Regions from separate parts of the Homo sapiens genome. Here all the other regions are linked to region 2. Evidence: chromatin loops called from intact Hi-C (ENCODE). Cell type or tissue: K562. All regions are shown on one strand. Each heading gives the region's core, and the rest is flanking DNA. Links, peaks and the distances in the headings are about the cores only.

Region 1 (11,200 bases), core at 1,091-9,090, 340 kb before region 2:
TTGTTCCTGATGACTTTATTCAATAGCAATCTCAATGTGCAGCTGACAACAAAGCTAACAAAATCCTGGAATGCATTAGGAGAAGCAAGGTATTCAGGGTAGAGGCAGCAGGAGTCTCACTAAGTTGTGTACTGATAGAACACAACCAATCAATATATATTTGTTGGTGGATGTTACAACTTCAGAGCAAAAAGGACAAATAGTTCACAAGAAAAAGATGAGAATGCTTTAGACGGAAAAACAATGGCATATGAAATAATCCAAAATGTCAAGCCTGAAAAACAAAAGACTGGTTAGTGAGATAAAGTGTAAAGACAAGATAACTAACAGTTTTAAAAAATAAAGGAACACCATATAGAAGAAGGATTAAAAACTGTTCTTTACAGACTTTGGAATAAAATCAGGTAGAGGTATAGAGGGTTTAGGGAGACAAACAGCTGCTTGTTCATCGGATTAAAGAACTTCTTAATAGTCTGACACAAAAATGAAATGGTCTATTTCGTGAATTAATAGTTCCCCATCAGTGTGGGTGAATAAGCAAAGGATGAAGAAATGATGGGTTGGGATTTTACAACAGGTGTCAGTGTATCAGATGGGTCATCTAGACCATGGAGCCTTCTATGTCCTCTCCAGTCTTGAAAAACCAAATTTCTTTTAGACCTTGGGTATTGACAGCAACATGTATTTTATTATGGTATTACTTTCTCTAATATTAAACATACTTCAATTCACGTTGACAACATCAAATATTATTTACTAAACAAATATATCTAAACACAGAATCTTTCAAAATTTAGAAATCTAAGCCTGAAAATCCCAATGTTGCTAAATACTAAAAAGGGCATACAACTCATAACTACAAAAAGCTAATAACCAATGGAACTTTAAGATTCAGGTGGCATGAATAAATATTTACATTACTCATGTAATAACAATTGTAGATTTATGAGTTTTCGGGAGTCAGTTGGAAAAAATAAGTATTTAGTGGAAGAAAATGTATTTTAAAAAATTAAAGATTAAGAGAGCTTTCAAGAGGGGATGGTGTATGCTTGAAATAAGTTAATTCAGCCTCCCTACTATTATTTAAGTTCAGTATTATATTTTTTACTCAAATACGACTTATAATGTATCTTCAGAAAACGTACGTGTTAAACATTTTAAACAATCTTTAAAAAAAAAAACTCTGTGGCTCATTCAACTCAAAATGAATTAAAGACGAATAAAGAGCTAAAACTGAAAAACTACTGAAAGAAGTTATAGGGAAAATGTTCCATGACACTGGCCTGGACAATAATTTTTTGAACATGACCTCAAAAGCACAGACAACAAAAGAAAAAATAGACTAATGGGATTACATGAAGCTAAAAAGCCTCTGCACAGCAAAGGAAACATTCAACATAGTGAAGAGACAACCTATAAAATGAGAGAATATGTTTGTAAACCAAACCTGATAAGGTGTTAAAATCTAAAATACCAAAATTTATAAGGAACTCAACAGCAACAAATGACCTGATTAAAAAATGGGCAAAAGACCTGAATAGACATTTCTCAGAAGACATACAAATAGCCAACAGGTATATTTTTTAAGTGCTCAACATCACTAATCATCAGAGAAATGCCAATGAAAACCACAATGAGATACCATTTCATACCTGTTAGAATAGCTATTGTCAAAAACATGAAAGATAAATGTTGGTGAGGATGTGGAGAAAAGAGACCCCTTGTACACTGTTGGTAGGAACATAAATTACTTCAGATATTAGAGAAAATAGTGTGGAAGTTCCTAAAAAATTTAAAATAAAACTATCTTATGATCCAGCAATTCCACTATTGAGTATATATCCAAAGGAAATGAAATCAGTATGTCCAAGAGACATCTGCACTCCATGTTCACTGCAGCATTATTCACAATATCCAAGTCATGGAATCAACCTAAGTATGCATCGAAGAATAAGCGGATAAAGAAAATGTGGTATGTATACAGAAGGTAATCCTATTCAACCTTTATTAAAAGGAAATCCTGTCATTTGTGACAATATGGATCAACCTGGAGGACATTATGCTAAGTGAAATAAGCCAGACAAAGAAAGGCAAATAGTGCATGATCTTGCTTATATGTGGAGTCTTAAAAAGTTGAACTCACAAAAGCAGAAAGTAGAATGGTGGTTATCAGGGCCTGGAGGTCTAAGGGAGTTGGGAAGATATTGGTCAAAGGATACAAACCTTCAGTTAAACAGGAGAAATAAGTTCAAGAGGTCTATTGTACTGTAGGGTGACTATCGTTAACAATATATTGTATACTTAAAAATTACTAAGAGAGTTGGTTTTAAGTGTCCTCATCACAAAAAAATAAGAAGTATGTGAAGTAATGCACATGTTAAATAGCTTGATCTAGCCATTCCACAATGAATACACAATTATCAAAACAACATGTTGTACTCTATAAACAGATACAATTTTTATGTCAATTAAAATAATCTTTTTTAAAAAGAAACAAAAACGTGAGGTTCATATATGAACAACAGACATTAAAGGCTACTAATCTTCTAAAAACTTACAAGGACAAATCAAGAGTCAGGAAACTTTTTCTGCAAAGGTCTAGAGTATATAATTTAGGCTTTATAGGCCATAAGTCTGTACTGTAACTACTCTACTACAGTAGTGCAAAAGGAGTAACAGACAAAACATAATCAAATTAGTGTGGATGTGTTCTAATAAAGCTTTATTTATGAGGACTGAAAGCTGAATTTCATATAATTTTCATATGTCACAAAAAACCACTTTTAAAGTATTTTCCTAATCATTTAAATATGTAAACACTATTCTTAGACAATGGGATATGCAAAACCAGTTGGTGGGTCACGTTTGGCCTAAAGGCCATGGTCTGCCAACCCTTGAGATAAAGCGTCTTTATCTTATGAACATCGAAATGAAGTAAGACCCACATATGCATACAACCTCTCACCAGTCTCTCTTCTCTGATCTCTCCCAATTCTCTATCCCCAAAGCCAAAACTTGGAAGGGGCTGCCATAGAAGATAAGAATAATAACTGTCATAGAAGTTAAAACACCTGGAGTTTTAAAAACAAACAAAAGAAGAATCCAGCAACAATAACAAAAACACTTATGAGAGTCTTGTGTAAAGATGGCAAAGCTGAAATTGGAAAACAACCGTACAGGACGCTTTCCAGCTTTAATCTTAATATGGCTCACCAAAGACTATTCACATCATTTTGATAAACAATGTGAAAGATTAATAGGCATCCATTCCTTAAATACTTTTGGGAAAGTAAAGAATTATGATTCATTTGAACTATTAATGTCAATTAGTCCTTGCAGCTTTTTTTTTTTAGTTCTGACTTAGCTAAGAAGAGTAATATTAGAAGAGCAATAGTTATAACTAGGAAAAATGGAGAATGAAGAAACATTTGTAGCCTTTCTTCTGAGGGTATTTTTGGAATACTAGTCATTTGAATATCGAAAGATACGTATATTTAGCTTTTTATTTGTGGACATTCCTAAATATTGTTAATTAACTTTTCCCCATGTCATAAAACTTTCTAGAAAACTAAATTTTAAGCTGGATGCTGTGGTGCACACCTATAATCTTAGCTACTTGGGAGGCTGAGGCAGGAGATTGCTTGAGTCCAAAGGTTTAAGGCTGCACAACTTAATGATCTGTGAATAGACACTGCACTTCAGCCTGGCAAAACAGCCAGACCTGCATCTCAAAACAAACAAACAACAAAACCCAACTTCAATTTGCAACAATGTAAGAAAACAAAATGTTATGTCTTATTTAGCTCATTAAGCACATTTCCTCTTCCAGAAAAACTGTAAGGAAAATTAATGCCAATTTACTACCTCCATGAGTCTAACACAACAATAGAAAATAATCCTGAAACCAAAATTATTTAAGACTTCTACATATCTTTCACAATTTTTCTCAATTGGGCAATCTTTTCCATAGATGGCTTAAAGTAAAATTTTTGAAGTCCTTCAAATTTCCTACTACAAGAAAACTAGGTTTATACGCTAGGGATAATGCTTATAATTTAATAGTTCTTATTAGGAGCTTGTTATATAGTAGGTATCCGTACTAAAAGTACCCAAATAAACTGAATTCAAAGATATTCACAGAATTAAAACTATTTTGAGGCATGCTTATCACCCGAGAAAGAAGACATGATCATGTTTTCCTTAAGATTCAACACAAATGTATAAAATGTCATGGACTGGACACTTCTAAAGGGGCCACACAGCAGTTGTTAACAATGAACAACATAAATTCCAAAAGTTTGGGCATTTAACTATTATTTGGGCATCATTAATAAATTAGTTGTTTGTTTCTAAACTCTCCTGATGCTAAGCAAATCCAGACCATCAGCAATCAATCTAAAGACAATGAGCCTACTTGATATCACACAATCTCATTAATCTTCATCTGTCCTACCGCATCCTATCACTCTTACGCAAAATGAACACTAGAGGACTCAACTTCAACTTCTCTTCACTATCTAAGCAGGAGGTAGAAAAAAGCCTCGGGGACTTAGGGACATCACAAGCAATTATTTCACCAGCCTAGTGTGCTACATCACAGCAAATGAGTCTGACATGTAAATGTGACATAGCAAGGAGTAAAATAACGCAGTTCTTGAGCTATGTGTCTCACTGTCTTTGCTAAAACACCAGAATCCCCAAGAAACTTTGGCTTTAGTCTCCCCAGAAGACATGAAACTGAAATACTGTCAAAAAGAGACACTAAATATGCACAACACATGGGTAACATAATGATATCAATTTCACTCCTGTGACAGTCCAGGAATTCTCCTTGTTTTAACATACTAACCTAAAATCATCATAACATAGAGGTTGTGGGGTAAGAGGCAACAAGATTGTAAAATATGCTAGCTAATTTAAAAGGCCAAATGCCTGGATTTAATGTAGCCAAAATTACACTATATATATCAATTTCTTTGACCCTACAATGATCTTTTTTTTTAATCAGTTTTAGCCTAAAAACATAAAATGTACTTTAACTCTTCGTCGCCTCTTTTATTCCTACTACAGTTTCTTCCAGACAATAAAGATGGTAAAAACTGTGTCTTTACTTCATAACAGGATGTTGTTGTTTTAATTGTCCTTAAAACTGTTTTGTTTCTACCAGCACATTCATGGCACAGTTTGAACATTACGTGCTAATCATACAAGTGTGGAAACAACTTTATAGTACTATTAAACAATATAAGTAATGTTCCACAGTAGTTCTTCAGAGAAAAAGTATCTGGAAAGGAAACAGACTTAAAATTTTACTGCATATTCTCTTGTATTTCACAAACTTTAGAGAACTTGACAAGGACATACACTTTTGATACAGTATATATCATCTGAGTAGTAACAAAAGTATAGTTAAAAAAAATTCATGTTCCACAGGGAGTTCTACCTGAAAGAGAAATGAATTAAATATTAAACTTTTTTATAATTATCACTAAATACTGAAGGCACTTTCCCCACCATAACTACAGAATATATACAGCACATTTAGGCCATGGTTCAAAATAAGAGGGAATCAATGAATAAAAAGAGGGATGTGAGGAAAGTGTGGATAAAAGATATATATATATATATATACACACACACACACACATATATATATATATATATATATATTTTTTTTTTTTTGTGGGGAGGGATATAAAGAAAGTGATTTTGTATGAGGGACCTTGCATGGTGGATTCTTGTCCTAGAGTAAAGTAACTGGTTGTTTGAGAGGGAGATGGTGTAGGACAGGTCACAAGGTCCAGACATGTCATGGATGGTCTGTGTGGGTGATAATGGGGTTTGTGAAAGGGAATTTGTGAGGGGAGTTTTGTGTGTGATTAAGCTGGCTGTGACTGAAGGAAAACTGTTCGTGGTAGACTTTCTAGAAAATGGTCTAGGTGTTAGAGCCAGCTTTTCTTAAGGTATTAATTTGCTAACTTACCAGAATTTTTGCTTTTTCAATTCTGTGATTTATTTCTTTTGAAAGCTTCTCAGATTTGTGTAACTCTTTCCTTTAGCTTTTTTGTCAGCTCCTGTAACTTGTTTCTCCTCTGGTTCTGACTGCTGTTATGGCCTGATACTAGAGTGTTTTGCCTTAGAGATCTACAGGAACACTTTTCCCCCAGTATAGCTTGATTTGATGCTCTTGGTTTTTCTTGATATATAATCTTATTTTTGGCTTTTAATATTTGACTCCTATATTGCTTAAAATGTTTTAAGCCACCTCCATTCCTCTCTGGCCTAAAATGTTTAATTGGCTATAAGTCTTTTGACTTACACGTTCCCCGGCCAAAGGAAATCCTACAGAAACCTAAAAAACTAATTCAAGCCATGATGGGAAATAGGGGGTTGGACAGACTTCACTATGCCACCCCGGCTCTTGGAATTTAGGCCAGGTTCAAAAGGCCTTTCAAAATTATGAAAATAAAGTGTTGCCGTTTCCCACAAAGAAAAAAATAGTTCCTCTGTTTAACCAGACTTAGTCTTACTAAGAACTTAAAAAGAAAGATCCCCTGATGATCAATTACAACCCAAAATGGAAGGACCCCTATCAGGTATTGTTAAGGACCTCCACTGCTGTCAAACATTAGAGAATCACTAGCTGGATACAGCTGTCCAGGATTAAACCTGTTTCTTGTAAGTCGCTGCAGGCATAAGAGGAAGACACCATAACTTACAAACCTCTAGAAGACTTAAAGCTATTATTTCACAAACACACAGATAAATAATGTGATGCTGTGGGTGGGCATAGGAGCATTAAGTTTTCTCTTCCTTATAATTGTAATTTTCTTGTTTAACCTCCTACTAAAGTTTGTATCTTCTAAAGTCAACATAAAGATGATGCTGGCACAAGGCTTCCAACTCATCTTATCTTCTGACCCAGAAAATGAAAATATCCTGCTGTTGGGCTCCTTAGATCAGGTATCCAGAGATTTTTACTCCTCCCATGCTAGGCAGAGCCTATGTTTATAAAATCAGCAGAAAGCACTTACAGAAGATAGACCTGTGCCCATCTGCAGCCCTTTAAGATTAAGGAGGAGTTTCTAATCTCTGAGGGGGGAATAAGGTAGGAGACCAACAAGACTTGTTTTCTGGTGAAAAACTCTGCTGAACAAAACAGGATCTAGTCCACATGGGGCAAAGTGAAGAAACTGGCCAAAGCCAGCAGATGGCAACAAAAGCGATCTCTAGCTGCGCTCAATGCTCATTGGCCTAAGACACTGCCACCAGAACCATGGCAGTTGACAAATGTCATGGCAATGACTCAAAAGTTACCACCCGTTTCCATGGCAGTGACCCAGAAGTTACCCTTTCATAGAATCAATTTGTGTTAACTCACCCTTTAATTTGCATGTAAATGAAAGTGGGCATAAGTGAGTATAAATACAGTTGCCAAAAGCCCACACCTTGCCAACTCTGGGTGCACTGCTTATGAGTTAGCCCTGCACCACAACGGGCAGTACCAATCAATAAAAGATTGCTGTCTAACACCCCCAGCAAGTTCTTGAATTCTTTCCTGGGGGTAGCAAAGAACCCTCCTAGGCTATGTCCCAATTCTGGGGCTGGCCTGTCCTGTATCACCCTGATAGAAACATATCTTCTCCCACTTATTCAATCAAATGCTAATCTAGGTGCTACTGCGAAGGGCTTTTGCAGGATCCTTAATCAACTGACTTCAAGGTCCAGAGATTTTTCCTCAATAAGGCTAACCTCATTAGATGAGCCCTCCAAAGGGACAAATTTCCTGGCAAAGGAAATTTGAAGTGTGACAGGGATAAAACATAATGGAGTTTTCCATTGCTGTTTCTGATGGAGGAGGGGGCTGTGTGGCAAGGAATGTGGGTAGTCTCTAGGAGCTGGGAGTGGCTCCTAGCTGACATCAAGTAAGGAAATTCAGTCTTTAGTTCTCAGCCCCAATCACAAGTGAGCTGTGCCACAATCATGTGAGTTTAGAAACATGAGCTCCTAATGCGAATGCAGTCTAGCCAACACTGTGTTTTCAGTCTTTAGTTTAAATCCTGAGCAGACAAACTAGTCATGCTGTGCCCACATTCTAACCTAAGAAATGTGAACTAACAAATGGGTGCGAAGCTGCTAAATTTGTGGTAATTTGTTACACAGAAAGAAAACAACAATACAAGCACTAAACAGGCCAAGTCAGACAGCTTGATTTAGAAAAATGCAGTTAAGTTTACTGTAAGCCTTACATCCTACTTCAAGAAATATATCTAATATCGAGGACACCCAACATTAGGAAGCCAAAGAAGGCTACTATTAGATTAAGCCGTAGTGACAAAAATCCTAAGACATTTTAGAGCTTATTAACCACAGGGAAACCAGGAAATAAATATCATAAAAATACAATGAATTCTTACCAGGAGAAAGATTTTTCTGGATTCAGCACCCTTTATTTGTGAAACCAGAGGCAGAATTAGGTAAACTTTAAGGGCTCTTTCAGCAGTTTCTACAGTCCTTGTTAAGATACAGTCTTATACTTTGTATAGACTTCAGAGATGCCTTAACACCAACCCAGATTCTATAAATACTCAGAACTCACCTATCTTCTAATAAAATACTGCATCAGGAAGGGAATGATTTTTTAAGGTCCAAAGCTTTCCTGAATTTTACCAAAGGATCTTTATCACACAGCAAAATACCTAACCAAAGCAAGGCTTTCTTGCCACATAATAGTTACATTCAAAGGGGTCTTTTTTAAAAATCACATCTTTTAAAACTGAAAGAATGTGTATATGTACACAGGAAGAAAGTAGCTCATAAAGTCATACACAAGGCAATAATGCCAGCAACAACAAAAAAGAGAAACTGGTTCACGCTCTGAGAGCAAATGTTTACTCAACTTAAATCCTTATAAAATATTACATATTAGATATAGATGAGGAACTTAAATTACTGAACTCCTTTATTAAATTATGACCTAGGGAAAAAGTGGTAGTAATAGTTTAAAAGGACTGGTTTTGCACCTATACTACTTAATTTAATGTGACAGCCTGACTAACTTCTTAAAAAAATAGAAGAATCCATTATTTTTATTCTAATTACTTTAAAAACAACAATTAGGACAGTACTTCTTCAAAGTTCTTGTGTTGATGGCAACTGGAGTCTAACTAGTACTTGCTAAATAGCTAGAATGTACCTTCGTATAGATGAAAATGTTGAAAACTCTGGAAGAATAAATTAGATGAAACAAAGAATTTCAAAACTTCAATTCTCTAGAGAAATATGCTAAAAGTAAGATACAAGATTGGGGAGTAGATATTGAAGAGTTATGAAATAGTTTCATTAATACTGAATCATAAGCAATAAAAATGTAAATAAAAGCTTTCCTTTGTTCTCTTCATTTCCTTTAGTTTAAGATCCTTTGTAGGACAGCTCTCTGGGTGGTCTTGGAATGACCAAGTTCTCTCTCTCCCATCGTAGCTCTCAAGAATAACTGTAGCATGTGCAGGAAATGCAACATCCTGAGACAGGGAGGGACCGGCTGGAACAGCCCAGGTTCTACTCCAGTCCTCCCCTAAAAACAGGATGTCCTCCAACACTTTAGCCCAGTGAGTCTCACATACTCAGTGTATAAAACCTGGAACAGGGTGCTTTCCAGAGGCCCTCAGCTGCAGTGCAAGTGGGGCATATGCAGTCAAGATTCCATTCACCCAGGGCAGTTTTCCTGAACCTTGAGAGACTAGCTTGCAATGAATCCTAGGCTTCTGTTGTATCTTGCTGCCTATCCAGAAGTGGTAAACTTGCTTTGTATAACTTGTATGCAAGAATGTTCTGTCTTACCAGACTCAGACAAGATGGTAACCAGTCCACAGTGAACCTGCTTTACATTCTTCAATATCCTCTAAATGAAATACTGATTAGAAAGTAATTTGACAAAAACAAAAACCTGATAAAATCAAACAAGCCAGTTCTTGATTTTATAATATCCACAATGCCTTCTCTCTTACCTTGTCTATCCTATCTGGACGGTTAGTAGCTGCCAAAATGGTCACATCCTTTAGCTGTTCAATCCCATCCATTTCTGTTAAGAGCTGAGCCAAAACACGATCGGCTACATTCCCAGCACCTAAAGAACTGATTTTGAAAGTACGGTTTAAAAAATATCTTTACTTATCTTCAAATACTATTATCTATTAATTTTTAAAGGTTCTATAGTCTATAACAAGAGAAATCATGTCTATTTTCAAATATGAAGTATGCATTTGAGACTTTATTTACTGCATTATCATATCTCAAAACAAACTGTATTCAAATCATTTATTTTCCTCTATCATCAACCATGTTCATTTTCATTCCAAAACAAAAATATTTAAATAAATGTCAGAAATAAAAGCACTGGAAAACAAGATATAAGATTATTTAAAATAGTTCATCAAATACATAGAGAATTGTTCAATCAATGTTTATATTCTACATGGTAAATATGTTGACAGAAATTAGAATAAAAAACTGAGTAAGATGCAAACCCATTCCTCACATGAAACCTAAAGTCTATGTGAAATAAAAAACTCATTACGCATCCACAGCAACTAGGATATTTCTGATGTTTCTTCATAAATATTAAGAATATTTTTAAAACACATCAGAAGGTAGGTAATCACCACAATCCCGATTTCTTGAGAAACAGGCAAAGAAAGCAGGCTAGTTTTTTTTCCTTTGGTTTACGTACCAAGTCCATTACAAAGCCAGTTCTAAACACACTATCCTCTAACTTCATGTCCTTTGACCACAAAAAAATTACTAAATATAAGTTTTTAAGAAATAAACTCGGGCCAGGCGCAGTGGCTCACGTCTGTAAAACCTTTGGGAGGCCGAGGCAGGTGGGTCACTTGAGGCCAGGAGTTCAAGACCAGCCTGGCCAACATGGCGAAACCCCGTCTCTACTAAAAAAAATAAAAAAATTAGTCAGGTGTGGTAGTATGTACATGTAATCCCAGCTACTCAGGAGGCCGCAGCATGAGAATACCTTGAACCTGGGAGGTGGAGGTTGCAGTGGGCGGAGATCACGCCACTGCACTCCAGCCTGGGCAACAGAGTGAGATTCTGTCCCAAAAAAAGAAAAAAAAAAGAAGTAAACTCAACAGATCCTACTAATGAACAAAACCCTGTATCACACAGTCAAAATGTGCAAAATAATTCT
Region 2 (11,200 bases), core at 2,186-10,185:
TTCCCTCTTCCCCAAAGATAACCACTAAACTGAATTCTAACACTTTGGTTAAGACATGCTTGTTTTTGAAATTTGCAAACATGGTCATACAGCATGCTTACTATTTTTAATAACATTTTAAAATTAAGATTATATATACTTTATATAACATAAAATTCACTACTTTAAAATGTATGCGTCGGCCAGGTACAGTGGCTCAAGCCTGTATTCCCAGCACTTTGGGAGGCTGAGGTGGACGAATCACTTGAGGTCAGGAGTTCAAGACCAGCCTGGCTAACATGGTGAAATCCTGTCTCTACTGAAAATACAAAAAGTAGCTGGGCATGATGGTGCACACCTGTAATCCCAGCTACTTGGGAGGCTGAGGCAGGAGAATTGCTTGAACCTGGGAGGCGGAGTACGATCCTTAAGACTGCTGTTTGTTTTCTTTATCTCGGTGATCAGTGGCCGAGATCGCGCCACTGTACTCCAGCCTGGGCGACAGGGCGAGACTCAGTGTCAAAAAAAAAAAAAACAACAAAAAACAACAACAAAAAAACCCAAAGTACATGTCAGTGGTTTTTAGTAAATTTACTATGTTGTACAAACATCACCACTATCTAATTCCAGATATTTATAGGGTTTCTATGATCCCCAAATGAAACCCTGAATCTATTAGCAGTTAGTATGTTCTCTTTTGTGTCTCGCTTCTTTTGCTCAACCTTATGCTCGTGAGATCCATATGGTGTGTTCGGTAGCCAATGTGTTTTAAATAAAGCCTGAGGAGCAAAGTACAGGTTTTTCTGATTAATTTTGGTTCCAAACACAAGACTAGTGGTTTTTTACCCTGGCTACACCCTAGTACCAACCAGAGAGCGTTAAAACCCACTGGTGTGTAGGCCCCATCCAGTAAAAGAAATGAAAATCTGGGGTATAAAAGGGGTAGGCTGGGACATTAGTAGCTCTCCAGGTGATTCTATTGTGTAGCTGGGGTTAAGGATTACTACAAAAAACTTAACTGATGAGAAGGCTCTAATTAAAAAGACGGCTTTTAGGTCTGGAAATCTGCATTTTGACAAGTGGCGCATGTAATTCTTACAAGGCAGTTTTAGAAATACTACAGGAAGCCAATGATTATTTGTAGGAAAATAAATGACTTCAACAGAAGTTTCTATTGCTTTCAAACAAGAAAACACTAATGTTAGTTTAAAACATTTTGAATCCATTAACAAGAAACTATTTTAATACATGATTTAATTAAGTGGTGAGGGACAAATGTATTACATCTGTTTCACTTCTTTTAATTTGATGTTTAGCCCAAAGTGGAAACCTATCGGGAAGTGGCCTTTTCCACCTCCTGCACTGAGGTTAACACAGGAAACAAGTCTACTTTTTTTAGACATCAAACCAGGGCTCAACATTGTCAACAGGCCGGGAACTTCCCAATTTGCTTTCATTCATAGTAGACAGTGTACAAAGACTCTTCTTCACTTCACTAGATAAACATATTGGGAAATTTTAAAAATAAAACTGCCAGGAAAAATGGCAAAATAAATGGAAAAGGAAAAAAAATTCAGAAAAGGAAAAGAAACCTCAAAATAGTCTGAAATAGATTTCATTAAATATTATAGTATAAAAGTAACAACTTGACATAATGATAGATAAGAAGGTTTTGTTAGAGGCTAGAATTGGCAGTCTGCTCTTGGGATGTATTCCCATCATTTGTTCCTTTTGGAAATAACTTACATATGCCTGGGGTAAGGATGTTTCTTTCCTGTATAGAGTACTTTCTATATTCTCGGCTTTTAATAATGTATCTTTCGCTTTACTGAAGGGTATCTTCTGTTACTGATGTGTTCTTTTGAACCATTACATGATTATAGATATGACCCAGTAATTTTTTGCCTTATTAGCTTACTACTCACAGAAAACTAGGTTCAATTATTTAGTACATTAATTTCAATACATTAGGTACTGTTAGTCTGAACACACTAATGTGTTTTTAAAATAAATTTATAATTTTATTAGAATAGCTTTAGACTTACAGAAACATTGTGAAAATAGTCCAGAGAATTCCAATATACCCAGGTACTTGGCTGCTTTGTGCTGCTCTAACAGAATACCAAAGACTAAGTAATTTATAAAGAACAGAAATTTATTCTTTCACAGCTATGGAGGCTGAGAAGTCCAAGATCAAGGTGTTGGCATCTGATGAGGGCTTTCTTGCTGTGTCCTCACATGAAGGAAGGCAGAAGGGCCAAAAAAGGGACAAACTCTTTGTCCTCATATGGCAGAAGAGAAGAGAGAACCCACTCCTGAAAGCCCTTTTTATAGCAGTATTAATCCATTCATGAGGGCTTTGCCCTCATGACCCAAACACCTCCCATTAGAGCCTACCTCCCAACCTCATTGCATTGGAGAATACAGTTCCAATACATGAATTTTAGGGGGCACATTTAGACCATAGCACCCCACATCTATTTTCCCTTATTAACATCTTACATTAGTATAGTATACTTGTCACAATTAATGAACCAGTATTGATACATAATTTTAACTAAAGTCCATACTTTATTCTGATTTTCTTAGTTATCACTTGATGTTCCTTTTCTGTTCCACAATCCTATCCAGGGCACCATATATATTACCTTTAGTCCTTCTATCTCCTTGTGCTTCTCTTGGCTGTGACCATTTCTCATAATTTCCTTGTTTTTGATGGCATTGACTGTTTTAAGCAGTATTGGCCAGGTATTTTTGAGAATGCCATACACGAATAAACTTTTAAAGATATCTAATATAGTCCTATATTCAGTTAGTGCACAGGAAAAATGTAACTTAAAATAAATCTAGTATGGGCTGGGTGCGATGGCTCACGCCTGTAATCCCAGCACTTTGGGAGGCCAAGGCGGGTGGATCACCTAAGGTCAGGAGTTCGAGACCAGCCTGGACAACATGGTGAAACCCCCATCTCTACTAAAAATACAAAAAGTAGCCAGCCGTGGTGGCAGGCACCTGTAATCCCAGCTACTTGGGAGGCTGAGGCAGGAGAATCGCTTGAACCTGGGAGGCGGAGGTTGCAGTGAGCCGAGATCGTGCCATTGCACTCCAGCCTGGTGGACAAGAGTGAGACTTTGTCTGAAAATAACTAACTAACTATCTAAATAAATAAATAAATTCTAGTATGTAGGAAACTTTGGTTAAGGTAATTCTAGAAGGAAAAAAATCTTTTGGAAATGGCTTAAACTATTAAAATCAAGTCAAATAGGCTGAACAATTGGTCCTAGTTTTCATAGAGATATAATACTAGATAGAATAATTATGACTAGTAGTTGGAATTGTCATTTCAAAAACTTGAAACAACTTTCCAAATTGAACAGAAATTGAAATTATTTATATTCTTATGAGTTGTAATCTTTGTTGTTTTTAAATAGTAATAAAGTTAATATTATCTTGGGTTCTGTTTTAATTGATCACTGTTTATAAACATTTTTAAAAATTTTTTATTTTATTATTATTATACTTTAAGTTTTAGGGTACATGTGCACAACGTGCAGCTTTGTTACATATGTATACATGTGCCATGCTGGTGTGCTGCACCCATTAACTCGTCATTTAGCATTAGGTATAATAAACATTTTTATGTGTTGAAGTAAAATACATATTTGACATTAAAAATACTATGCAGTACTCATTTAATCATATTAATATATCTTATTTGTCTAAATGTCTCCCATTGTGGATTATTTGGGTTGCTTTCATTTTTTAATAATACGCCCATAAACATTTTTGTATAAGAATTATAAACATTTTTGTATAAGAACAATTTAAAATTGAACCAATTTTTATTTTTTCCAGCAAGGTATATAAATGCATGCTTTTCCACATGCCCACTAACACTGAGTTCTATCTTTTGTGTATTTTCACTAGGATGTAATGCTGCTGTAAAGTGTTTTGCTCTATACTGCTCCTATAGAGCAAAGTCGTGCATTTTCCCAAAATTTCTTGTGTAAATTGTTTTTCTTTATTTGTTATTAAATGGAATTTAAATGCCAAACTTATAGATAAAATTAGACACCCAGTAGGCCTGTTAATTAGGAAGGGCTGTGCTTTTTAGGAAAATGGCAGTTTGTGTGGAGGGTGAGTATAAGAACAGCTCCTCCTGAGACTAGGGATTATTTTCATTAAGGAAAAGGGAAAGAGAAGAGAAGAAAAGAAGGTATAAAAGCAAAAAAGGAGGGTGTAATGAGGAAACAGTAAAAGGTCACCACTCCACATTTTGAAAGTTGTCACCTCTATAACTTACTAACATTTTTAATAAAGTAAAAAGCCCAAGAAGTGCTTGATACAAAAGGTGGATTGGTTATAGTCACTAAGATTAGGGAAATAAAGGGTGATGACGGCAAAAAAAGTGGCAATAAAACACTGACGACAAAGAGAAGTAAAAAGGTGTGGGGTGGGGGTGTGTGTGTGTGAGAGAGAGAGAGAGAGAGAGAGAATGAGGCACAATAAAATTTTGAGGAGGGGAGTTACTGGATATAAGGTTTGGGTCAGGTATAACCTGGGATCAGGGAGAGCCCAGCTGAAACATATTTATATATATAAAATAGTAACCTTTTTATGGTGTGTCACATTTAGTTCTTCCTGTCATTTGATGGTGTTTTTATTCTTGTAATATGGAAATATGTATTTTGCATTTAATAACCTATTTTTTAAATAGCCACTAATTTATCTCGCCATCCACAAAAGGGATAAATATGTTATTCTGGTTTCTTTGAGTATTACATTGTATAGTCTAGTTTCTGGTAGATTCATATTTTATGTTCTATTTTTGAACCCATTGTAATTTACTGATATGGCTCTAGTGACAATAGATCTAAGTTAATTTGTTTCGATATAATTGAAAAAGTTATTTCATTCTCTATTGTACTACTCCAGTTTGTAATAAAATAAGTCATTATAATGGCTTGAATCAATAACTGACCAATTTTTGAAACCCCCATTTTTTTTTTTTTTTTGAGATAGTCTTCTGTTGCCCAGACTGGAATGTAGTGGCACAAACACAGCTCACTGCAGCCTCACCTTCCTGGGCTTAAGCGATCCCCTTGCCTCAGTCTCCTGAGTAGCTGGGACTACAAGCGTGCATTACCACACTGGGCTAATTTTTAAATTTTTTCTAGAGATGGGGTCTGTCAACATTGCCCAGGCTGGTCTCAAACTCTTGGGCTCAAGTGATCCTCCCGCCTTGGCCTCCCAAAGAGCTGGGATTACAGGTGTCAGCCACTGTGCCCTACCCCGTGTTATAAACATGGTATAATAAATTTTTGACAATAAATTTTATTTACTTAAAATTACATAAATTTTATGTTATGTATATTTTACCACATAATTACGTAAATTTTGTTGTTACATAAATTTATTATAACATTTATGATCTTAAACACTTTTAAGTGTGTAGTTCAGTAGCATTACATACATCCACACTGTTGTGCCCATAATAAAATTGTAAAGCCTGGCCTTACCATTATAATCTTTTAAGGAGCCATTATTTGTCATATTTCTCCCTTTCAAATGGGTTTCACTATCACTCAAAATCTGTCAGGGATATAATTTAGCAATAGGAATCATAGAATTTAGAGTAAAAAAGTATAAGAGGAGTGACCTTGTTCAACTTTGTCATTTACATGCGACATAACAGGCCAAGAGAAAATGAATCACTTTCCCAAGTCACCTTTAGTTAATAGCAGAGCCAGGACTCTGACCCTGGCCTATGCTGACTAGCTCCAAACATACAGTAATAAAAAAGAAACTGCCCAAAGAGTTCCTGTTACTTTTAATCCCTTACTTACAGATTTATGCTACTCCACACTACAATAATCTTTTATTTTGTGGATTTTAAAGCGGCAGGTCAAAATTTTCAAAGGGCATAGGAGTAGAAGTTTGCCACCTACAGGTCAAAAGAAAGAAGACATCTTTAGATTTTCAGAGCTTCAAAGTTTTAAAGAAGTGAGGTGAAAGTGTGTTTTAAAACACTTTTGAGAGTAGCTGTCAATATAACACAAGAAGATTTTTATAAAAAGAGATAGTGGCGTAATTCTCAGCACTTTTAGTGCAACAAGTTTCTACTATATTATTTTTTCAGTAATATATGGCACTAGGGTGGCAGAAAAAAATGATAAGAGTGTGGAACAGTATGAATCCATAATTAGAAAGAAATGAAAATGTTTCTCAGCAACTGAGAACTAATTTCTCTTTTTCTGCTGGCATTCTTCCTCCCTGCTAAGAAAAATCTGGATGGGCAATGAAAGCTCTGTAATGATGCTGGGACAAGTGTATAACCATTTAGAAAAAGTTCATTTACAGTCTTAACTCATAACCTCTGCCTACTAAAACAAATTCCAGTTAGATGAAATATTTCAATGTGAAAGGTAAGATAACAAAAGTACTAAAAAGTCTATATAGAAGATTGTAACAAAATCTTGGAATTGGGAAGACCTTTCTAAATCTAACACCAAAGGAAAGAAAATAGACATTTTACAAGTCTTTTTTTTTTTTTTTTTTTTTTTTTTTGAGACGGAGTCTCGTTGTTTCACCAGGCTGGAGTGCAGTGGCACGATCTCGGCTCACTGCAACCTCCAGCTCCCTGGGTTCAAGCGATTCTCCTGCCTCAGCCTTCTGACTAGTTGGGACTACAGGCACGCGCCACCACGCCCAGCTAATTTTTGTATTTTTAGTAGAGACGGGGTTTCACCATGTTGGCCAGGATGGTCTCCATCTCTTGACTTCGTGATCTGCCCGCCTCAGCCTCCCAAAGTGCTGGGATTACAGGCGTGAGCCACTACGCCCGGCCCAAATCTTTTTTTTAAAATAAAGAAAAGTCACTGTTTTGTCTCCCTTACTAATAATCAAAAAAAAGTTTAATTAAAATTAGATAGCATTTTTACTCAAATTGGTCCAAAAAAATGTTAATGATAATATTCAGTGTTGACAAGGGTTGGGGAAAAGACACGTTCATTTGCAGAGCCTTCTGGAGAACAATTTGGCAAAAATATATCGCAAAGGGCACAATCCACCTAACTGTAAATGGTGGTGCTGGCTTCTAGCCTAGGCTTTTTCCTTCACGTTTTGGGACTCCTTATACAAATCTACTGTTTGCCCAGTTTTGTTCCCAGGGGTCTCAGGGAGCATCTAACTTGGAAATAAGAATAATGAATTATACATGAATCTCAGGAAAATGTTTTTTTCCCCCATGAGTGAACATTGAAAACTCAAAGAAGATTATCAAATAATTCTTTCATAAACAAGGTAATTTGTGGTTTTTAAAATTCAAACCTGTAAGAAACTGGAATTTTCATCATTTCCTTAATGGACAGACTATTTAAATATTAATTCATGTGGGAGGATTGCTTGAGGCTGAAAGTTCAAGTCTGCAGTGAGTTGACTATGCCACTGTACTCTAGCCTGGTGCAACAGAGAAAGACTGTGTCTCTACAATAATAAAAATAAAAATAAAATATTAATTCACACCTCTCAAAAAATACATATATATCAGAAAAGCTTAAAAATGCCTAGCTACCTATTGACCCGTTATCCATTTCTAAGAATTTATCCAGAAGAAATAATCACAAATAATAGGAAAGATTCCATTAGAATCTATTTATGATACCCTTGTCCGTAATAGCTCCCAAGCTGGAATTGACCTAAATGTCTGATAGGATATTGGTTGAATAAATTATAGTAGGTTATTGCGCTGGAATGATATGATACCATTGAAACTATTTTACTAAACTCTAATAATATTAGGGGAATTTCTTGATATATTAATTGACAGAAGTAGATTATATGGCCGCATGTTTAGTATGACCCCACTTTGGATTGTAAAAAACACATCTACATCTACACACATAGAAGCAGCCTTGGAAAGCCATACCCCCAAATATTAATAATGGTAACCTTGACGTGTGGGGAAAATAACAGAATAAGAAGTTCCTCTAAAAATGTTCTTGAAGAATAATGGAAAGAATTAAAGGATGAATGTGTTCCAATGACAGTGTGAATAGGTGAAGAGGAAAAGGCAATCCATAGTTAAAGACAAAAAAAAAAAAAGAGACCTGACTCAGTATGTAAAAGTACTTAGGAAGAAAGGAGGTGCCAGCACATGCAATAAAATTCGTCGAGGATAAAGTCACATGCAAAGTAAAAGCTTGTACAACATGATCTAGGAGCCTAGAAGTAAACCACAAATAGCATGGGCAATTTGGCATGGCTGCTGCTTGCAAAATGTGAATTTTGTTATCCCAAGAGTCGATCTAAAACTGTGAATACATTTTCTAGTCTAAATAAAGATCTAAACTGTTTAAAAAGCTCCACAATAATATATGACTAAGTGGCCACGGGTGAAAACTCATTTAGAAATAACAAAGAAACTAGATTTTTAAAGAAAGAATCCTTTGAAAAGTATTTTGACGCTTTGAAAGTATTTCTTTAGAATGCATTACATTTTTTAAATTTTTTTACTCATAGACGGTAGAGCTAATTAAAATCAGTTTTTCACTTTTTATTGAATATATGCTCCTAGATTACTTTATCAAAGCAGAGTTCATATTCTGCCACATGCAGAATTTGCTCATGGAGAAGTCTTCAGGTTTTTTGATCATGTGCCCCAATACATGCATTTATATTTATAAATTAAATGCATCTGTCCTACTAAACTAATAGGATACATAAATTATATGTAATCAGAAACTCAAAAGAATGCAACCGTTTTTCTCTTATCTACCTATGACCTGGAAGCTCCCTCCTCACTTTGAGTTGTTGTCCCGCCTTTGCCTTGAGTTGTCTCACCTTTCTGAACTGAACCAATCAATATACATCTTATACATATTGACTGATGTCTCATGTCTCCCTAAAATGTATAAAACAAAGCTGTGTCCCTACCACCTTGGGCGCATGTCATCAGGACCTCCTGAAGCTGTGTCACAGGTGTGCTTCCTCAACCTTGGCAAAATAAACTTTCTAAATTAACTGAGACCTGTCTCAGATTTTCAGGGTTCACAGTTTGCAGCCTCCACAGGGCAAGTCTGAAATATGATTGATTAAAAACGCAGTGTGTATTTAATTATCTTAATTTCTGAATAAAGAATACACAACAGACGTCGTGAGCAAAGATCTTGCCTTACTGGTTAATGGTGTTCCTGAAGAGCATGTCTGACTAGTAGCTCTATCAGAGGACTCACTTGGCTTCAATTTCAGCCTCAACAAACAATATTCCTAGCTTCCCAGAGAGACTTTCTTACATGGGAGGACATTCTTGGCTCGGTTCATATGAGTATTCTGATCTTTTGGGTAGTTACATTACAAATATAAATATGAAATTAGCATCTTCTCTGTGAGTCTGGTTAACATGAGTTAGTTCTGATGATGATTATCTTCTGCTATTCAGATAAAGCTATGATCACAGGAAACTTGCCAGGGGACACCAGTGTCTAAGCACTGCCACCCTGTGGGACCCTTGACTCCTTTGACCCACCATTCCCTTTCCCTCACTAAATTGAGCCTTTTAGAGTAGAACAATGGCATGAACTCATGAGCCAAGAACTGCACCTAAACTTCATGGCTTTGAAATCCAGAGGGTGCTCTAATGTTTGAATGGTCCATCTTTAACATAGGAAAGTAGTTCTTTGAAAGGTTGTACATTTAAGTAATCATTTTAAACAATAAATGGTATAATGCAGATCTCTGTTATGGCATTTCAGGAGAGTTTGTGACAGAGGAAATTCCTCTACTGTGTTCCTGGGATTGAAACTTACCTCCATTACTGTGTTTTATGTGGAGTCTATTTATTCCTATATTTCTTGTAATTTAGTCCAAAGTGTTTCTTGGCAACATTCCCCCACAATTCTTTTGAGTTGTGTGAGTTCCCATTTCATAACCTGTTGTTTGCCATCTAATTTCTGATATCTTCTGATATCTTCTAATATCTGATATTTCTAATGTGCTATTCTTTCAAAAACATCAATCTAGATGATTTAACTCATTTACAAATATTAATTGTCATCAGCTGTGTGGCTGCATTTTTTTCTGGTGAGTTTCTGTTGCGTTTTCATTGTCTGTTAGAATATTTGGTCGGTGCGCTATGGTTTGAATGTTTTTGTCCTCTCCCAAAATTCATGTGTTGAAATTTTAATCCCCAATGCAACAGTGTTGAGAGGTGTTAATTAATGCTGTCATAAAACAACCTTGCTGGAGTGGGTTTGCTATCTCTTGCTCTTCCACCATGTGAAGAAGATACAGTAAGAAGGTCTGTACAAGACGCTGACACCTTGATCTTGGACTTCCCAGCTGACGGAAATGTGAGACAATAAATTTCTGTTCTTTATAATCCCCCAGTCTGTGGTATTCTGTTATTGCAGCACAAAAGGACCAAGATAGTCGTTTTAATCTTTTTTCCTTTTCTTTCTTTTTAACTTTTGTGGGTACATAGTAGGTATATATATTTGTGGGGTACATGAAATGTTTTGATACAGGCATGTAATGTGAGATAATCACATCATGGAGAATGGGGTATCCATTCCCTCAAGCATTTATCCTTTGTGTTACAAACAATCCAATTACACTTTTAGTTATTTTAATATATACAATTATTACTGAATAGTCACCCTGTTGTGTAACCAAATAGTATGTCTTATTCATTCTTTCTATTTTTTTTGTACCCAGTAACCACCGCCACCTCCCTACTACCCTTACCAGCCTCTGGTAACAATTCTACTCTCTATGTCCATGAGTTCAATTTTTTTTTATTTTTATTTTTAGATCCCACAAGTAAGTGACAACATGCGATGTTTATCCTTCTGTGCCTGGCTTATTTCAGTGAATGTAATGAACTTCGGTACCATCCATGTTGTTGCAAGTGACAGGGTCTCATTATTTTTTAGGGCCAAATAGTACTCCATTGTGTATATGTACAATTTTTTCTTTTCTTTCTTTCTTTTTTTTTTTTTTCGAGACGGAGTCTCGCTCTGTAGCCCAGGCTGGAGTGCAGTGGCGCGATCTCGGCTCACTGCAAGCTCCGCCTCCCGGGTTCACGCCATTCTCCTGCCTCAGCCTCCCGAGTAGCTGGGACTACAGGCGCCCGCCACCACGCCCGGATAATTTTTTGTATTTTTAGTAGAGACAGGGTTTCACCGTGTTAGCCAGGATGGTCTCTATCTCCTGTCACTTGCAA
Region 3 (11,200 bases), core at 2,193-10,192, 160 kb after region 2:
CCAATCCAATCTGCTTCTAGTTCCCTAGACACACCATGTTGTTTCATTCCTCTGTAACTTCACACTGGCAGTGACCTCTCCCTAGAATATTATTCCTCCATCCCCTTGTAATGCTTAGAAAACACTCAGGTTTGACCCAGCAATCCCATTACCGGGTATACACCCAAAGGGATAGAAATTATTCTACTGCAAAGACACATGCACACATATGTTTATTGCAGCGCTATTTACAATAGCAAAGTCATGGAACCAACCCAAATGCCCATCAATGATAGACTGGATAGAGAAAATGTGGTGCATATACACCATGGAATACTATGCAGCCATAAAAAGAAATGAGAATATGTCTTTTGCAGGGACATAGATGAAGCTGGAAGCTATCATCCTCAGCAAACTAACACAGGAACAGAAAACCAAACACCACATGTTCTCAATTATAAGTGGGAGTTGAACATTGAGAACACATGGACACAGGGAGGGGAACAGCACACACCAGCATCTGTTGGTGGGTGGGGGGTAAAGGGAGGGAACTTAGAGGATAGGTCAATAGGTGCAGCAAACCACCATGGCACACATATACCTATGTAACAAAACTGCACGTTCTGCACATGTATCCTGGAACTTAAAGGAAAATTTAAAAAAAGAAAGAAAAAATATACACATAACCTGAAAAAGAAAACACTCAGATGTCCATCAATATTCAACTTAGTCATCATTCTTCTCAAAGGATTTCCATTGCCATCTTACTGTATTTCTGTGACAGTGTTGACCCCTTCCCACTTTCAGAACTTGAGCATACTTTGATTATTAGACTTAATATAGTATATGCAGATTTATTTATTTATATGTCAGTTTCTCTTTCCAGAGAAATGGAAAGAGAAATTACTGTATATGAGGCAAGCACAGTGCCTCATACACAGTAAATAACATATAGTAGAAAACAAATGTTGGCAAAATTAAATTGAACTAAACACAAAACACATGATTTATTCATTGATGTATTTCTTGACATCTCCCTCTTACATGCTGAATCAAATTCTCACCAAAGCCAGTCAGTTCTGTTTTCAAAGTATCTCTAAAATCCTCTCTCACCACCTCCAGTTTCTACTTTGTTGGTGCCACCATAATCCTTCACTCAGATGACTGTAATATCTTCTGTATTAGTCTGTTCTCACATTGCTTTAAAGAAATGCCTGAGGCTGGGTAATTTATAAGAAAAGAGGTTTAATTGGCTCATGGCTCCACAGGCCATACAAGCATGGCTGCATCTGCTTCTGGGGAGGCTTCAGGGAGCTTTTACTCATGGTGGAAGGCAAAGCCAAAGCAGGCATCTTCACATGGCTGGAGCAGGAGGAGCGGGCAGGGGGAGCATACAGTACCAAGCGGGGGATGATGCTAAATCATTCATGAGAACTCCGCCCCCACGATCCAGTTACCTCCCACCAGGCCCCACCCCCAGCTGGGGATTACAATGCAATATGAGATTTGGTGCAGACACAGATTCAAACCAGGTCACCTTCCCAAATAGTTTTCCTGCTTTTGTCCTTGCCCCTCACCAAAATCTATCTGCAACAAAACAACTTGAATGGTCCCTTTAAAAACCAATCAGAGTATGCCACCTCTCAGCTCAAAATCTTCCAACACTTCCCATATAATTCAGAGTAAAACCTGAGTCCTACAAGGGTTACTTGGTCACATCTCTTCCACCTCCAGCCTCTCTAACCTTGTTTTCACTCTTTTTACTTGACTCCAGCCACATTGGCGCTCTTTCTGTTCTCCAGCATTACAGGAACACTCTCTCCTAAGGCATTTGCACTTTTTATTTCCTCTGTTTGGATGCTCTCCTGCCAAATGTCCATGTGGCCCATTCCCTCACCTCCTTTATGACTTTACTCAAATATCATCTTCTCCACCAGGTCTTGCCTCACTACCACCTTACTTTAAATTGCCCAAATACCTCTGCTTTATTTTTCTTCATAGCACTTACCACCCTGGACACATATATTTTAACCATTTACGTGTTTATAGTCTCTGTCTTCCACTAGAATATAAGTTCCATGTGGACAGGAATTTTTGTCTTTTTTATTCACTGCTGTATGTCTGGCTATTAGACCAATGTCCTGAACATTGAAAAAACTCATTAAATATTTGCAGAAAGAATTGGTGGGTTCTGCAATGAAGGTCTCCCACAGCGTTTTCATTCCTAACACACAATTTGCCTTCTATTTATTATGCAATTTGTGTGCTATTGATTTTTTCCCTTATAACTTCTTCCTATTATCTATCTTGTATCTTCTGCAAATATTCCCCCATTCTCTTATCAGATGTAACCACACCTCTTCTTTATTTTTGAAACTGGACTTCAGCAGTATGAAACTTGAAAGATAAAAATGGAAACGTTCTTCCACTTATCATTAAAATTTTAGCAAAAATATTTTTCTATAGAAAACTTCTGGGTTTGTATTGTCTAGAATTCTTCTGGCAAATAAAATATCCAATCATACAACGAACACCCTTCCATATTATATCTCCTCCCCCTTTACAAAAATAGAAAATTCGAAGCATCTATACGTTCATTTATGAGTCTCTAAAAGAGTTCTACCTTCTCTCAAAATGAAATACTGTGGAACAATCATATAATGGAATTGAACACATCAATAAGTTGAGAGAGAGTATAAACGGGTGCTTCTGGGGTACTAGTAATGTTGTATTTCTTGACCTATAAGATGGTATTTGTTGAGTTGTATACTTATGATTAATACCATTTTTTTCTCTATGTATGTTATATTTCAATAAAAAATTGAAAATAAATGATGGAAAAGTGTTTTTTAAAAAGTTCTATCTGATAAATGACACACAGCAGAAGCTGGAGAAGGCTATGGAGAGGGAAAACAATTGGCTAGGTGATAACTGGGAAGAGAGTGAGGTAAAAGCCCAGAAGTTGCCACAGGATTCTAAGTTGTGGTACTTCAGTCAACAAGAACAACTTTAAGATTTTTTTAAAACTAGTGCTGATCACGTCACCATCTTCCTGGTGAGAGATGGCCGAGAAGTGGTCAGTTTGGGGAGGAAAGGGTTTTTTTGTGTGTGTTTGTGTGTGTGTATATGTATATGTGTTCTTTCCCCTATAATCTTTTTTTTTTTTTTTTTTTTTTCTTGAGACATGGTCTTGCTCCATCACCTAGGCTGGAGTACAGTGATGTGATCTCAGCTCACTGCAACCTACACCTCCCATGTTCAAGTGATTCTCCTGCCTCAGTCTCCCAAGAAGCTGGGACTACAGATGAGTGCCACCATGTGGAGCTAATTTTTGTATTTTTAGTAGAGACGGGGTTTCACCATGTTGCCCAGCCCTACGTTCCTCACACATCATAGGTAAGTAGGTGATGAGTTAAGGATTCAGGTGCCTGTGATTTACTAAGGAGACGCTCCCAGATAAATCAGTAATTGAGTGAGAAAAGCAGGATAGGGAAGGGGAAAGCCAAGCCAGGGCATGATTTTAGGTGACTCCCCAGGTTCAGCCTGATCCTGTGGGATCCTCAGGGCATAAATTACCCTGCGGAGTTGTCAGCTGTGCTTGGAGGCAAAGGGGCTGGGCTTTTTGTCCTCCCACACTAGCCACTCACCTCTACCAAGCTTCAGAATTCTGAAGAGGCTGCTCCAGTGCATACCAATTGCATAATAAAGAGAGGGCAATCCTCTGAGTGTCCCAAACACAAGCTGGTATCAAAGCATGCAGAAGATTGGGGGATGAGCATACAGAGCTGATAAAAAGAATCCAAGGAGATCTGGGCAGGTGGAGTGCATTTTTTTCCTTTAAAAAGTTTATTTTTAAAATAGGAGGGCTTAAGGCAAAGATAAATTATATTGTCATAATAGAGGGAGTTTCAGGAAAGTTAGGATATATTTGTTCATGTAAAATTATGTATAATTACATATATTTATTATATATATTTTATATAGATTATTTCTTTTTTTGGTCACAATTTATCTTTAAGCCCATTTAACCTAAAGGAGTCCAGTTTACGGAGATGAATACAGTTGCAGCACGAAGAGCGAGTGCTCAAGTGAGAGAATATGACACTACTGATGTGTACCCTACATCCTACATACCAAGAGGACCTGCTACTTCCTCCTGACCAACCAACCCCTACCCCAGGGCAGCCATCACTTCCATGCCACAAACTGAATAAATTCTCCCAGATAGGGATATTTATATTAATGCAGGATTTTTGCTCCTTAGCTCAGCTAGGTCTGGCTTCTTTTCTCACAACCAGGAAAAATTAGGTGCACCGAACCAAGAGAGTGAGCGGAGTAGAATTTATTAAGCAAAAGGAAAGCTCTCAGCAAAGAGAGGGGTCCTGAAATCCGGTTGCCTCCTTCACAGTTAAATATCCCAGCTTAAGGCATGAATTCCTGGAGGCTCTACCCCTTCCTTGCAGTGCGCATTCGGGCCCTTAGACTGAGCCGCTCCATATTGATTTGTTTCCCTTACTGCACTTGTGTTAAGGAATGGAATTTTCCACCGCAGGCATGTTTAGGCAAGCTCCCTTATCTGCGCAAAACATCTGGTATAAACACTTGTAGGACGGGTCAGAGATTCTAGGGGACCCTTCCCTTACTGTCTGCCTAAAGCAAGCTGGCTAACTTCTTTCAATATTATTGGAACATAGGGCAGTTGTCAGGTTCTAAGCTTCTAGTAAGCCTCTCCCTTTCTTGTTTGACCCAGTGAGAACAAAACATTCCTTGGAGGGTCCCTTCGGGAGAAACTCCATTGCGAATAGAATTAAAATATTTACACCTGTTGATTAATAAATCCATCCTGAAGGGAGAAGAGAGATTGGAGCTGCTCACACTGAAGAAGGTAGACAACGAAAGGGTGCGGCCAAAATGGAAACAGAATCATTGACAAAATGGCGTGTGGGAAAGTGCTTCACATTGCTTACCCAAAACTTTTCCAATATACTGAGTCCCCAGTGAGGAGAGACCTAAGTGGCATTATAGTTTGAAGTAGAAGTGCCATGATACAACTTTTGTTCTAAAGTTATTACTGATGGATCAAAACCTGTTAAATGACTTGAGTTGTGACTATGAGCAATATATGTACCGTGTGTCACAGGGAACATTTCCTATTTGCCTCTCTTATTGTCACTTTTTCATTTCCCAACAGAAGCTTTCACTATGTCCTTTTAAAAAGATACCTTTTAAAGAAGAGGACATGCTGCCACCTATTGAAACAACGCAAATACATACAGACACCCAGTTCTAAGAACATCAGGACCTTGTCACCCCGTACCCGGCGAAAAGCAAACAATGTAAATTCTAAAAAAAATTCTCAACTTTTTCTATCCTGGACTTTACAAAGATTTCCGCTACCTAAATCAGTTCTAAAAGGAGCCTCAGGGCCAGGAAAATCATTTCTTCTTGGACCCACAGAACTTAAGTGTGAAGAACAGGACTGTTTGAAACATGCTGTGACATACCTTTCGGGATGGACCTGCTCACACAGAAACAGCAGAGAAGGGAGCTCGCAGGATCCTGAAACTGGCAGAATGCCTGGTCACTGGCTCTTGGTAACGTGACCTTAATCTAGTCGGGGTTCTCTTTAGTTCTTTAACTGGGAAATTGTTATGCTTTATCCTTCATTTGTGAAGAAGCCAGAAACATGCTGCAGATTTCCTCATCTGTGAAACAGCTGTAATAATTCAGCCTCTCTAAGATCATAGAATGTTCACAAAGATAAAATGGAATAAGGTATGGGAAAATGTCTTATAAAGTGTTTACACATTCAACAATGTAGAAGCTTGTTTTCAGACTTATTTTGCCTGTAGTGACAATAGCTTGTGCTGAATTCCCACCTCATCCCACTTAGGGAATTTCTTTCATGACAAATAGCCCATGTGAGAACCTCCTTTCTACAACCTTGGCCTCATTGAACTGTATTTTAATACACAGTTTCTTAATAATTGAAGAAGTCATTTAAAAAAATGTTCCCAGTGTTTGCCACAGAAGATTTGAGGTTGCAGCATTTTAATTAAACACATAAATTAAATCTTCTTTTACAGCTGCCTTTGATCACACTTCCTTCTTCCAAAAGTTTATCATTATTTTCTGCGTAATATATGTTTCCTCAATATAGTCTGAATGTTTTAACTACTTCTGCGTTATTTAGTGTCTTTTATCCCTTGATTCTGCTCACTTCTAGTCTAGCCTCTGTTGCTTCTACATTTAATGTTGTAACTTCTTTTTCTCTGTTGAAAAGCAACAAAAAACCAAAACCCTTTGTTTTTGTCTGCCTAACATCTATCCTCCTTCTTCCATTATCAGAATCCCTCTTTTTCTTTGCAAATCCCTCATTGCTCAACTATCAGCCTATGTGGTCAACTGGGGTTGGTCTCACTCCATCCCCAGCTCCAGGTGTGAGTACATAACACAAGCTAGAGCAATGGGAAGACTTTCTGTACTATTTCTTGTAATTATTTAGAGAGAGATATTATTTTCTTACTGGGGTTGCTAAGCTGATGAGATTTGGGCTAGAGTACCAGTGGCCATCTTTATCATTCTCTGGGGAATGCCTTCCGACTCCAGACAAAAGCCGAGTAAGAGAAAGGGAGATAGATTGTGCCTGAAGGTTCACCATTAACCTATTTATGTGAGCCAAAAAGAAAAAAAAATCCTCTTTTATATTTAAGCCTGTTTCAATTGTATTTCTGTCACTTACAATTGAAGAGTGCTGAATTCATAGACTCCTCAATTCCACACTTTAAATTATCTTCCACACAACTTTTATAAAAGAATGATGGTATTCAGATCCTCACCAAACCCCTAGTTAAATGAAATTAAGGTGTAACCCCCCTCTAGGAGTATCCTCTCTGGCTAACCAACTGTAGAAAATAAGAATGTAGAATCCCCTTCCCACTCTTTGTAAAATGAGCCCGGTCAGTTTATGAAGCCTACTAGTCAACTTAGAGCATTAGGTCTTAGCAGTAGTAGGCTGGCTTCTTGCAGGTTACAGAGCCAGATACAGAGTCCACTCCCTGAATACATGCTTTGTAGTAAGGCTACATTACCATGAAAATGGCAGAAAAGTCCCTAATCATGTAGAAGAGTTACACTGAGTAAAACATTCTGAGATCCCACAGTTGTTTGTACTGTTTATGTTCCTTTGACAATCAGAAAACATCACTTTGTCAAGCACGGATTGGTAACATATTAAAACATACAGAATTTGGTGTAATATCCTATATTTTTTCTGGTCTGGAATCTACTACAGAAAATAGATCTTGCTGGAAAGGATTTAGAGTCTAGTGGGGGAGACATAACAATTAAAATTCATAATTACAGCACAGTGTGGTACACTCTGTGATAGGTGAATGTTCACTACTATGGGTATCTAGGTGTGGTGGTGGACGCCTGTAGTCCCAGGTACTCAGGAGGCTAAGACTGGAGGATTGCTTGAGCCCAGGAATTCAAGTTCAGCCTGGGCAACATAGCGAAACCCATCTCTAAAAGAAATACTATGGGAAAGCTCTGATTCTGGTAATGGTCAAGTAGTTTAGACCAACTATCCCACAAATAACAATGATAAGCCTCAAATAAAATATGAAAAGCCACTATTTATAATTCACCCACCAAGAACAGTGAAAAGTAGGCAAAAAGTGAAGAGAGTTTGATTACTGAAAGAAGAAAATCATAACGAGTGAGAGCTACATTTAGATGACTTTTGCCTTGGGGGCTCTCTCCAATCCATGAGATGTAGGGAAACCAGAACTCAAGCAGAAGTTTTCAGTGTATTGATTTGCAGGATCAGAGAACACAGTTTGGGGTGGCAGAGTAGCTGGAAATTGAGGGAGAAAGTTGGAGTAGGGAGCCTCTAAACCTGCCTATAAACTGCCTCAAATCCTTGAACAGTCCCTGAACTGTGCATGGACAAGAGAGACTTCAGGAGCCCAATGGACAGCACTATCTAAAAGGCTCAGCAGAGATTTCAGCTGGTATTCACTTCAGTATAGATAGAGCTGGCATATAGTTCCCATCAAGTCAGAGAGACTTGGTAAACACCTTGGGCTTTCCATTGAAACCTCACAGAGGCTAGTCCTTAGCAGTCAAGATATAGGAATTAATCCTAAGACTAAAAGCAAAACAAAAACAAACATATCCTAACAAAAATGTGAAATCATGCCTCCACAAATTCAAGTGATGAGCCAGTAATTTAAATGCCTACTACAACAAATAGCATCATCTCTAGAGAAAGATAACAGATTGCAGTCTCTACAATGTATCATGCATAACATCAGTATACAAAAAATAATAGGCACACAAAGAAATAGGAAAATATGAGTATAGAAAGCACTTAAGAGAAACATACCCCAGGATAATCCAAAGATTGGTATTGGCAGACAATAACTTTAAAGCAACTGTTATAAATGTGCTCAAGGGCTTAAAGGAAAAATGGTTATAGTGAGTGAATAGATGAGAGTCTTAGGAAACACAGAAATTATAAAAGCAGTGGTAATTATAAAACCAAGGAGTATAATATCAGAAGTAAAAAAACCACTGGATGGACTTAATTGGTTGAATATAGCAGAATAAAGGGTCAGTGGACTTGTACACATATATTTGAACATTCCCATTTGAAGAACACAGAGAATGAAAGTTGAAGAGTGGTTAGAACCTTGGGGACATAGAATAACATCAATTGGTCTAAAATGTGAAATTGGAGTCCCAGAGGGAAACAAGGGAGATAATGAAGCAGAAAAAATCTATAAAAATGGTGGCCAAAAATTTTCCAAATTGGGTAAAAAACATTAACATGTGGACCTAAGCACCTTAGAGGATCTCAAGCAGTATAAATGCAAAGAAGATGATGCCTACCATAGTTAAACTGGTAAAACCAATGGAAAATTGAAAAAAATTTAAAGCATCCAGAAGAGAAAAAAAGATGCCTTATTTACGGGAAAAAGATGACGAGAATGATATCTGACTTCTCATCAGAAACAAAGACAGAAGAAAATGAAAAAACTGATAAAACAAATTTGAGATATTAATAAAACATTTAAAAAGATGACAATGAAAAAACATCCTTAGCATGCCTTAAAGAAACTAAACCCCAAATTCTATATTCAATAAAAATATCCTTCAAAAATTCGGCAAAACAAATGTATTTTCAAAAAAAGTTTTAAAAGCGAATAGATTTCCTACAAAAACTATTAAAGGAAATCCTTCAAACTAAAGGAAATAATAGCAGATAGAAATTTGTCTATGGCCATACCACCCTGACCATGCCCAATGGCATCTGATCTCAGAAGAAATTCAGATATACAAGAAAAAATAAAGAATAATAGAAATAGTTGATATATGGGTAAATATTGAATGATATCATTTTTCTTCTCTTAATTTCCTTCAAAGACAAGTAACTGTTTAATGCCAAAAATTAAAATTATAACATCTTCTTGTGGAGATTATAAAAAATCTATAATAACAGCACACAAGATGGAGTAGTGGTAAATTAAATTACATTGTTTAGGATTCTTAAATTTAACATGAAGTGGTACAAATTAACACTACACAGACTATGATGAATTAAAAATTTATATCATAATCCTAGTAGTAGCTCAAAAGGATTAAAAAAGGAATACCAGGCCGGGCATGGTGGCTCACGCCTGTAATCCCAGCACTATGGGAGGCCGAGGCGGGTGGACCACTTGAGGTCAGGAGTTCGAGACCAGTCTGGCCAGCATGGTGAAACCCCGTCTCTACTAAAAGTACAAAAATTAGCTGGGCATGGTGTGGGTGCCTGTAATCTCAGCTACTCGGGAGGCTGAGGCAAGAGAATCTCTTGAACCCAGGAGGTGGAGGTTGCAGTGAGATGAGATCATGCCACTGTACTCCAGCCCGGGCGACAGAGCAAGACTCTGTCTCAAAAAAAAAAAAAAAAAAAAGGAGGGAATACTTAAATATGAGGGAAATTAAAATATAATAATAAAGATATTCAATTAACCCAAAGAAGGCAGGAAAGAAGAAACACAAGAATAAAAAGCAGACGGGATGAAGAGAAAACACACAGGAAAATGATAGACTTCAATCCAACCATATAACTAATAATATTAAATGAAAATGGACTAAACACTATTAAAAAGCAGAAACAGACTTTGTAAAAATACAAAACACAGCTATATGCTTTCTACAAGAGACACACTTTCAATATAAAATCATAGGTAGGTTTAAAGGAACAGAAAAAGATATGTGATAAAAATATTAAGTATTAGAAGGTGTGTTCTAATGTTAATATCAGATAAAATACACTTCAAAGCAAGAAGTAGTACCAGTGAAAGAGATGCACATTGAACATTTCATAATGATAAATGAATCATTTCATCAGGAATAAGTTACAATTATAAGTGTGTATGCGTCTAACACAGAGCTTCAAAATACATGAAGCAAATACTGAAAAAACTAAAGGAACAAATAACCAAATCCACAGTTATAATTGGCAATTTTTAACACACCTCCCTCAGTAATTTGTAGACCAACTAGACAAAAAAAAAAAAAAATCACCGAGTATACAGAATATTTGAATATCACTGATGATATGGTTCAGATGTTTGTCCCCTCCAAATCTCATGTTGAAATATGGTTCCCAATGTTGGAGGTGGGGCCTGGTGGAGATGACTGGCTCATGGAAGCAGATCCCTCATGAATGGTTTAGCACCATCCCCTTGGTGATAAATGAGTTCTTGCTCAGTTAGTTCACACGGTATCTGGTTATTTAAAAATGTGTTGCACCTCTCCCCTTGCTCTCTTGCTTCCTCGCTCACCATGTGACGTGCTTACTCCCACTTCACCTTCTGCCATGCTTGTAAGCTTCCTGAGGCCCTCACCAGAAGCAAATGCCAGCACTGTACAGCCTGTAGAACTGTAAGTCAATTAAACCTCTTTTCTTTATAAATGACCCAGCCTCAGGTATTTCTTTATAGTGACACAGGAATGGACTAATACAACTATCAAACAACTTGCTCTAACTACTATTTATGGAACACTAACAACAACTTCAATGTAAACATTCTTTATAATTGCACATAGAACATTCAAGAATATGACCAGCAAGACAGGTCATATTCTCAGCCGTAAAATAAAACTCAATAAATTTCAAAATCTCAAAGTATGTGTTTTATTACCACGATGAAATTAAATTAGAAAT

The links. A loop is a pair of places that touch in the nucleus more often than their neighbours do. Peaks named below come from ENCODE experiments on the same cell type or tissue, not always from the same donor. Only the 100,000 strongest peaks of a DNase experiment are listed, where the experiment ranks them.
Region 1: it touches region 2 in a loop (2.3-fold over the local background); 2 of 110 quality-filtered maps call a loop at or near these places.
Region 3: a loop joins it to region 2, with 6 times the contacts of the local background. A loop is called at or near these places in 5 of 110 quality-filtered maps.

The regions. Positions count from the first base shown.
Region 1 is chr4:123,089,513-123,100,712 of GRCh38, reverse strand. AFG2A (AAA ATPase AFG2A) reads right to left here. Exons shown (of 16, transcript NM_145207.3): 14 at 10,008-10,134. Among named protein-coding and RNA genes, the nearest start is that of AFG2A, 170 kb to the right of the region's middle. In K562, for the core only: a CTCF peak has its summit at 4,476; no DNase peak of the experiment used is centred there.
Region 2 is chr4:122,752,862-122,764,061 of GRCh38, reverse strand. No RefSeq gene overlaps it. Among named protein-coding and RNA genes, the nearest start is that of BBS12, 26 kb to the right of the region's middle. In K562, for the core only: CTCF peaks have their summits at 3,947 and 5,910 (motif pointing left); no DNase peak of the experiment used is centred there.
Region 3 is chr4:122,596,779-122,607,978 of GRCh38, reverse strand. No RefSeq gene overlaps it. Among named protein-coding and RNA genes, the nearest start is that of IL21-AS1, 17 kb to the left of the region's middle. In K562, for the core only: a CTCF peak has its summit at 5,230; DNase peaks (open chromatin) are centred at 4,558 and 5,238; H3K4me3 peaks cover 504 bases.